Regions from separate parts of the Homo sapiens genome. Here region 2 is linked to region 1. A link is a loop called in an ENCODE intact Hi-C map of the cell type or tissue named here. Cell type or tissue: sigmoid colon. All regions are shown on one strand. Links, peaks and the distances in the headings refer to the core of each region. The heading gives the core; the rest is flanking DNA.

Region 1 (4,394 bases), core at 286-4,285:
TTTGTTAGGCCCTGGGCTCCCTCTGACTGATGACCTGGGTGACTTGCACTGACATCCCTTTACCCCTCTTGTAGGATCACAGAGAGGTCAGAGGGTGGGGCTGGAGGACAGACCCTGCAGGGTCATCATAATAGCTTTGGCTTTGATGCTAAGTGAAATGGAAAGCCTTCTACCCTTCTCAGTGCCCACTATCTCCTCCCCACACCCCAACTCAGGAGTGGAGCTCTCTGCCTTGACCCCCAGCTCAATTACTGGGATTCTCCTTCCCCTGATCCCGGCAGACACACCTTCTCAACTAGGCTGCAGGCTTCCCCAAAACAAAACCCCTGCCTATTTTACATATCACTGCACATCTACCTGGGGCTTGGCTCCCAGTAGGGGCTTAATAAATACCCGGTGAACGAATGAGCAGTTAAGCAGATCCTCAGATCTCACATTGGTCACCAGCTTTGTGACTCAGCTGCTCAATCAAAGTCAATGTCAATTGGGTGCACAAAATCAGTCCATTAGTTAACTGGAATCAGCCAAATAATAGGGCAGTTGCTTGACTGAATTTCTAAACTGGCCACATGAAACCTGTGTGGTTACAGTCTCAGTCTCCATGAAAACTTTGGGGCTGCAGTGTTACTGCACAGAAGGTGTGTCCACCCCACTGCTTTCTGGTAATGATGGAAGTTTTTTCCCCCCATTTATTAGTGATGAAGGGTTTGTTGGAGATAATTGTATTTTTAGCAGCACAGTTAATGAACTAGCTAAGCATCAATAGATGAAATCATAAAACCATTAAACACCAAGAGCAATAATGGGAAACTGCGTCTGGTGGTAATGAAATTAAGTGTCTTTATGAGGTCACTTTATTACTTTTCTCCTCGGCTCTCTTGCCCTCCCAAGTACATGGTGACTGCTGCTCCTAATTGCTGTTTCACTAAAATGCACAATGCTCTCCATTTTGTGTTTTAAATTCCATGTATTTCTAGGGCCTTCAGGATCACTAAACCCTCCACCAAGAGAATGCAATAGAAGTGGCGGTTATGAAAGTTTCTGGAAGTGGCCCAGTAGTACAGAAGAATGAGGATAGCAGAAAGGGTTGAGAAGGAATTAAGAAAGACCTGCTGGACTTTACTGAGCCCACACTGATGAGTCATGTGGTCAAGGTTGAGCCCATGCAACTTTGGCACAGCCTCCAAAGCCAGGGCAAAGTCACTCACAGAGGGACTGGATGGCTATGGTTAGACCTGTGCTTGAACCATGCTTTTCAGCTTGGGAGCAAACTCATATGCATAATTTCCTTTGACCCTGTGACAATCCCATATGATACGTTTTTACTCTCACTTTTCAGATGAGGAAACTGAGGCTCATAGAATCACCCGGGTCCTGCTGCTGCGTAGAGGGCAAAGCTGGTGTGCTTTCCCCATGCCAGAGGCCTTAGGGGTCTGGAGCCCACTCACTTGCTAGTGATTTAAACCTTGTGCAACCAAACTCATGGCACCATACTTAATGCAATAATTCAAGAAACATTCTTTGAGTATCTACTGTAGGCTAGGGATACAATGAGCAAAACAGAATCCTTCTCTATCCTCAGGGAACTTAGATGTACCTGGGGAGAGTTCCACAAGCAACAACGTGTGGTGAGTTAGGTGAATCAGAGAGAAAGCACCATGTTACGGAAGCTGCTGGCAGGAGGCTCCGATCTCATCTACAGGACAGAGAAGCCTTCCTGGAGGAAGCAAGGTTTGAGATGAAACCTGAAGGGTAGAAGATAAATAGATGAAGGAGGGGGAAGAGCACGCAGGCCAGGAGGAAGCCTGCACAAAGGCGTGTCTAACATGTAAGAGAAATTGGTGGCTGAGGAACTGGATTGATTTAGGAGGCATCATCAATTGATAAGGCTAAGGAACTGATTCAATTGTGGGGCTCATGGAGAGACAGGAATTAGGAACCCGCTCCCCCCACAACCCCAGTTCCTGACGTGGCCACCTGTGGGATGGCAGTGCATTTACTGAGACAGGGAGTGCTGTGGAGGAGCCTAATAGTGGAAGTGAGGTTGGGAGAAGATAATGAACGGTTATCTTATCTATGGTGATGAAAATGAGCCCTAAAAGGCAGTTCAGCTGACCCAGCTTTGTTATGATCTCAGGGCCAAGAACTGAATTAAAGCCCCGATGTAGACATGGTGTTAATTATTTCATTGAGGCCACCCATTAAGGCTGTAAACACTGAGTTTGTTTCCACCCTACTGAGAAATCGAAAGGACAGAGTGAAGCTTCAACATGATCGTCACCAGCTGGAACAATCAGGCTTAACACGATGAAATTTAACAGGGACAAATTTAAATTACACTCCTTAGGTTCGCAAAATCTGTTGTTTCTGTAAAGGATGAAAAACCTGACTTAACAGCAGCTCATGTCAACAGAACCTAATAGAGTCAGTTGGCTATGAATTCCACACAAGCTGACATGGTGATGTGGCTGGCCTTTTGTAAGGAACATGGCTATACTGCAGCCAAGCAAGGATAGGCCGAGGTAAACATCCTGCGTGACTCAGCCAGTTTATAGCGCAGGAGCATAGCTCCACTTGTTGTATAATCACAGCCATGTAGCCATAACATGGGAAGGCTCATCACTTGGCTTGGAGCCACTATCATCTGTAAAAGGTATAATTTCCCTGCTGACACTGTACAGGCATGCTTGTGTCCAGAGAAAGAGAGAGAGAAAGCCAGAGCTGTCTGTTTTGTAAACGGACATGGGGGAGCCAGGACACAGCTTGGCTTGCTTGTGCCCGTAGGGCAAGAGTTAAGCTGCTAACCCTGAAGAGAGAGCTGGTTGTGCAGCTGTATGTGGGAGCCACCGGAGCAAGCAGCCAAGACGGAGACAGTGTAAGAGAGATGCTGAATAAAACCACATTTCACCTACTTACGGCCCCCTAAGAGTTCTTCCTATCCATCCGCCATTCATCCACCCACTCCCTTAGGACCTCAGCATGGGCTGGAACCTGACCTTAAACTTAACACCCTTCTTCCACTTCTAATGTCCCCTTGATGTATGAGATATTGGAGAGGAACCCATGAAGCTTCCTCTGATCAGGATAGAGAAGAACCTGTAAGAAAAGTGCAGCAGCCAAGGAGAGAGGCCAGCTCAGAGATATGTCTGTAGGGAAGTCAGGGCTGGCTTGTAGGCTCGAATGTTGGGGAGCTGCATGCCATGTGATTGGAGGGTGTCTCTAACAAAACACCTGAAAAAAAAAGAGGCAAGGGACATAATTCTTAGCTAACAAGGGGGCCTCAGAGAGAGGGATTTGTTAGGGCTAGGAGAAGAAGGAAGGATGCACCAAGGAAATGATAAAGGATGAAGCATTGCAGAAAAGCCAATTGCTGTATTAATTCATTTCAGTCATGTGTTTGAGCTCTGATTTTGTGTATAGCCCTATGCTGTGGGAAATGCTATGAAACAACAGCCACAGAGTCAACAGCGCTGATTGGTATGGCTCAGATGACCAGTGCTGTTCAGAGGATGGTGAGGGGTCACCAGGGAAGAAGCCATGGAGGAGCTGAAGCTTGAGCAGGCCCTTGATGGAAGGGGTTGGGGAAGATGTCACTGCAGAGCGTGAGCTGGGGAAGATGAAGAAATCAGCTGACTGGAGTCTTCAGAAATGGGGTGGAATAGGTAAGGGAAAGCCCAGATCTGGGCATGCTTGGTGGGCCAGGGAGGAGCTGAGATGGGTGGAAGGTGTGGAGGTGAGCTCTTACCTGGGGAATACAGAGTTCGTGGAAGGGTCTCCTGGCTCCTGGCTGGTGAAGCTGAATTGAATAATGACGCTGAACCTATAACTTTCCTCTTGATTGTTTTCTCTCATCGTAGCGTGTGCCCTGTGTTGTTGACTACCCTTGTGTTGTGCTGATATTCCATCACAGAGGTGAGTGCCCAGAGAACGGTAAGGAGGGAAGCCCAGAGGAAAGGCTTTGCGGGGAGAATCCCCACTGCTTTCTTATGGGAAATCAAATGAATGAGATAGGGGTGAGCAGGTAATATCTAAATTGTACAGAGTCCCCCTTCTTCCTTCTTTTCTTCCTTTCTTTCTTCCCTGGTATGGTTTGAATGCATCCCCCCAAAGTCATGTGTTAGATAGTCCCCAAGGCAAGTGTTGTGAAGTGGGACCTAATGGGAGGTGTTTAGGTCATGAGGGCTCTCCCCTCATGAATGGATTAATGCTGCCATATAAAGGGTTTCTGGGAGTGGGCTCTCTCTCATCCTGCCTTCCATCATGTGAGGACACAACGTGCAAGGCACCATCGTGGAAGAACAGAATGTCTTCATCTGACATCGAACCTGCTGATGCCTTGACCTCAGACTTCTCAGCCTTCAGAACTGTGAGACAATAAATTTCTGTTTACAAAT
Region 2 (4,394 bases), core at 331-4,330, 200 kb after region 1:
GTGATAGGATCATGGGAGTGGATTTCTCTTGAATGGTTTAGTAGCATCTTCATGATAGCGAATGACTTCTCATGAGATCTGGTTGTTTAGAAGTGTGGTACCTCCCCAACCCCAAGTTGCTCCTGCTTTTGCCATGTGATGTGCCTGCTCCCTCTTTGCCTTCCACCATACTTGGAAGCTTTCGGAGGCCTCTACAGAAGCAGATGCTGCTACACTTCCTGTACAGCTTGCAGAAACATGAGCCAATTAAACCTCTTTTCTTATGAATACCCAGTACCAGGTATTTATTTTTTTCTTTTTTCTTTCCTTCTTTCTTTCTTTCTTTTTTTTTTTTTTTTTTTTTTTGAGATGGAGTCTCACTCTGTTATCTAGGCTGGAGTGCAGCAGTGTGATCTCGGCTCACTGCAGCCTTGACCTCCTACCTCAGCCTTCTGAGTAGTTGGGACTACAGGTGGACGCCATAACATCAGGCTAATTTTTGTATTTTTAGTAGAGACAAGGTTTCGCCATGTTGGCCAGGCTGGTCTTGAACTCCTGACCTCAAGCGATCTGCCCACCTCAGCCTCCCAAAGTGCTGGAATTACAGGAGTGAGCCAACACGCCTAGCTTCAGGTATTTCTTTACAGCAATGCAAGAACGGCATAACATACTCTCCTTACCTTCTGCTGCTACCTGAGCTCTCTCCTGGATTGCAGTGACAGCCTCCTAGCTGATCTCTTTACCTCCACAGTGTCCTCTAATCAGTCATTCTCCACGCTGCAACCCGAGTGATCATTCTGAAAAGTAGATCTCCTCATGCCACTTTTCTTCCTAAACCCATTCAAAGACTTCCCGTTTCCCAGAGGAGAAATTCCAAGCACCTCCCCTTGACATAAAGGACCCCATTAGACCCTCCTTGACCTGACCCCTGCTGGTCCCTTCAGTCCTACCTCTACTTAGTCTACCTTGCACATACATCTAGTCACATTCAACTGCTTCCAGCTTCTCACACACACCAGGCCGTTTCACATGTTTGTGTCTTTGTTCCTCTTGGTTGTGCTGCCTGTAATACATTTTCCATCTTTATTCATTTGGACACAATTTATTTTCTGAACTCAGTTTAGATGTCTCCTCCTCCAAAAAGCCTTCCCTAGATGCCCAGGCTGGGTCTAGTGATCCTCCCCTCTGCACCTGTAACACTTTGTACCCTCTGAAATTGCCACTTACCACTCCATAAAAATATTAACTATTTGTCTCTCCAGGTAGATGGAAAACTCGTAAGACAGAATCTGAGTCTAATTTGTCTTTGTATCTCCAGAATCCAGCCCAGTATTTGGCATGTAATCTGTGTTCAATAGATATATTTTTGCAGTGAACTGATACGCACGGTGACATGGTTTGGATCTGTGTCCTCGCCAAATCTCATGTTGAAATATAATCCCCAGTGTTGGAAGTGGGGCCTGGTGGGAGGTGTTCGGATCATGGGGGCAGATCTCTCATGAATGGCTTAGTGCCATCCTCTTGGTGATGATTGGGTTCACACGAGATCTAGCTGATAAAAAGTGTGTGGCACCTCCCACTCTCTCTCTTGCTCCTGCTCTGGCCATGTGATATGCCTAATCCTGTTTCTCTTTCCACCATGAGTTAAAGCTCCCTGAGGCCTCCCCAGAAGCCAAGCAGGTGCCAATGTCAGGGTTGTACAGCCTGCAGAGCTGTGAGCCAATTAAATGTCTTTTGTTTACAAATTACTCAGTCTCAAGTATTTCTTTATAGCAGTGCAAGAATGGATGAACACACAAGGAGACAGAAAAGCTTGCAGAGAGGGCAGTATATAGACAGGGCTTAAAAGTGGCTGCTAAAATGGGACTGGACCGGTGCCTGTGAGCTCAAACACAAGTTCACATACTCTCCTCAAGCAGGCCTAGCATCCACCCCCCTCCCTAGGGTTCCAGTTTGGTTCTAAGTAGTTTTTGGCTCACAGCATCTTTTGTTGTTCTCTGCACTGCAGAGATATTTGCTGTCACTTTGTTGTCAGACCCAGGAAACGTTGTCTGGCTCCCAGAGGTCAGTGACTCATGGACTCACGGTAGACACACAGATTGTTTGTGAGCTAGGGCTTGCTGGAGAGTATCTGGATAAACAAGAGAAACCCAAATCAGGCTGTCTCTCTGCCTGCTGAGAGCACTGTTTATTGTTCCAGCCTCAGTGTTTGGAAATGTAAACCTCTGGCTGACTTTTCACTCCTCTGGCTTCACCACAGAGTTCAGAAATCCACTGTGGCCACAAAGGCTGTTTTGGAAGAGCTTTCTCTCTTTAGCTGTCTCTGCAGTTTTAGGATGCTGGAAGCCATTTGCTTTTCTGATTTAAGAACATTTTTCCTGGAGTGAGGGAGGGAAAGTCCAGGGTCTGATTGGTGAGGCTGCAGGGGTGGAACTGGGTCACCTGGACCTGGGATGCCTGCAACTTGTGGGCTGGCTGGTTAAACCATGAGAGGGGACAGGCCCCCCTCTCTCAGGTATGGTCCTGGCCTTTAGTCCTGGTCTTTCCCACAACTAGGGCCCTTACCTGATTGTTGGTGCCAGCTCAGACCCTGGGAGTCTGGTATTATGGTTTCTCATTTCCAGAAATGTTTCTTTGGGGTCATTGGTGTCAGGTATGGGGAGATAAAGTATGGCTCCTTTTCTTAGGAATTCATAGTCTAGTTGGAAAGAGAGAGAAAATAATGAGTAGTGGTCAATGCCCTAACAAGGCTAGGAGAAGATTCCTCGAGAGCACAAAGGGGACAGAGTAACTTAGCTTGTCTGGGGAGGTGGGTGACTTGGACCAAATCCTAAAGTAGGAGCAGGAATTCCCCAGGAGGGCAAACCCTCTATGGTGCCAACCATCCAGCTTACATTGGCACTCACTAAACAGCAGCTATCCACCCCCAGTAATACTCAGCAACGCTTACGAGGTGAGAATTTCCCTATTATTCCTTCACCTGCAACTCAAAGCATTCATAGTCCACCAAAATTACTTTCTCTTTCTTCACTATTTTAACTGCAGACAAGATGCAGTCTGGATCAGAGTTTAAGTTGGTCCTCAGCTTTTAACACATCAGATCCATCATTAGTAAGGACTAGAATTTTACCCAGAAGCTGCCAGGCCCAATAGTCTCTGATACAAAAGCTGCATTTTTTCTCCTGACTCCTGAAGGCTGGAACATCAGCAGGGCTGGAGATAGAAAACAGGAGCCCGACATTTTAAAAACCTTTGCAGCATGGTGGAGCTGCTCTTTAAATACCGAAATGCACATGCTTAAAGACTAGAAGCCGTGGCTGCATGCAGACTGTGTCAGAAGGAGCTGGAAAAGCCAACCCGGGCTGTAATTAACAGGATCTGTAATTGTGGCATAAATAAGAGCCCAGGCACTGACAACTATTGTTATTGAAATGTCATGTTTTGAATGCAAAAATACAGTTAAAATGTAGGGAAGCTGAGTGATATTAATGTATGCAAATACGCTTTAATTAAAGCTCAGCAACCACTGGCTTAAAGAACTTGATTTAAATACTTAAGCAAATATTATAATGGCTCCTATGACAGGTGACATAAATGGTAAATGACACTGCAAACACTACCAGGAAATATCTACTCCCAGACCTCTTTACGTGTATGATGTTGGCTGAAGAAAAGCAGAAGTTCCCAGCGTGGGAATTCTCCAAACTGATCTCTGGGATATCTGGGGTTTGTGGGAACTTGGGCCCTGGGTATTAAGGCCTCTTGAGGGCAGGTCTAAGAGGGTATGAATGGAGCAATGACCACACTTGACTGAAATGACCTGTTGACCAGCTGCCTCCTCTATCAGACCTTTAACTATCTGAGGGTGGCACTTATGTTGATTATCCTCACTGATTCATAGTTCTTTTCCTAGCCCCTGGCTCTGTGCCCTGCACATGGTTATATAGTGCTCACTATATATTTGTCGAGATGAACTTTTCTGTATTTTTACCCCTGGAACAATATTTAGTGAGGAAATTTGACAACCGCTGATGGATCTCAAGGTCCATGCCCTCTCTGGCACCTTGACAATGCTGCTTCTTAAATGTACAGCCAGTCTCTATGTCTCTGTCTCTCCTCTGGCTGGAATCCCAGCAGTCTACCTTCTCGGCAAAGAGAACAAATCAGTGTTGCACCTTCCAGTGGAGGATGTGCGCTCATTAACGGATGTCTTAATTACATATAAATTGGTAAGGGCAGGTCTTGAGAGGTCTGGGTTCTTGCTGTGACATTCAGTATTGTGAAATTCAGAAATGCTTATGGGAAGTAGTACAGATTATTTTCTAGTAAGCAAGGATCATTTTAATGAGGGTAGAAGAAGTTCAAACAAATAAATGTTTAGAGTTGCCGGAAGATGTGGAAATAGAGACTCAATC

Evidence for each region. Peaks named below come from ENCODE experiments on the same cell type or tissue, not always from the same donor. Only the 100,000 strongest peaks of a DNase experiment are listed, where the experiment ranks them.
Region 2: it touches region 1 in a loop (2.3-fold over the local background); 1 of 110 quality-filtered maps calls a loop at or near these places.

Annotation. Positions count from the first base shown.
Region 1 is chr11:112,362,594-112,366,987 of GRCh38, forward strand. No RefSeq gene overlaps it. Among named protein-coding and RNA genes, the nearest start is that of LINC02762, 94 kb to the left of the region's middle. RefSeq lists an enhancer at 2,900-4,099. In sigmoid colon, for the core only: no CTCF peak of the experiment used is centred there; a DNase peak (open chromatin) is centred at 2,558; H3K27ac peaks cover 2,615 bases.
Region 2 is chr11:112,562,451-112,566,844 of GRCh38, forward strand. No RefSeq gene overlaps it. Among named protein-coding and RNA genes, the nearest start is that of LINC02764, 8.8 kb to the left of the region's middle. In sigmoid colon, for the core only: no CTCF peak of the experiment used is centred there; a DNase peak (open chromatin) is centred at 2,080; H3K27ac peaks cover 860 bases.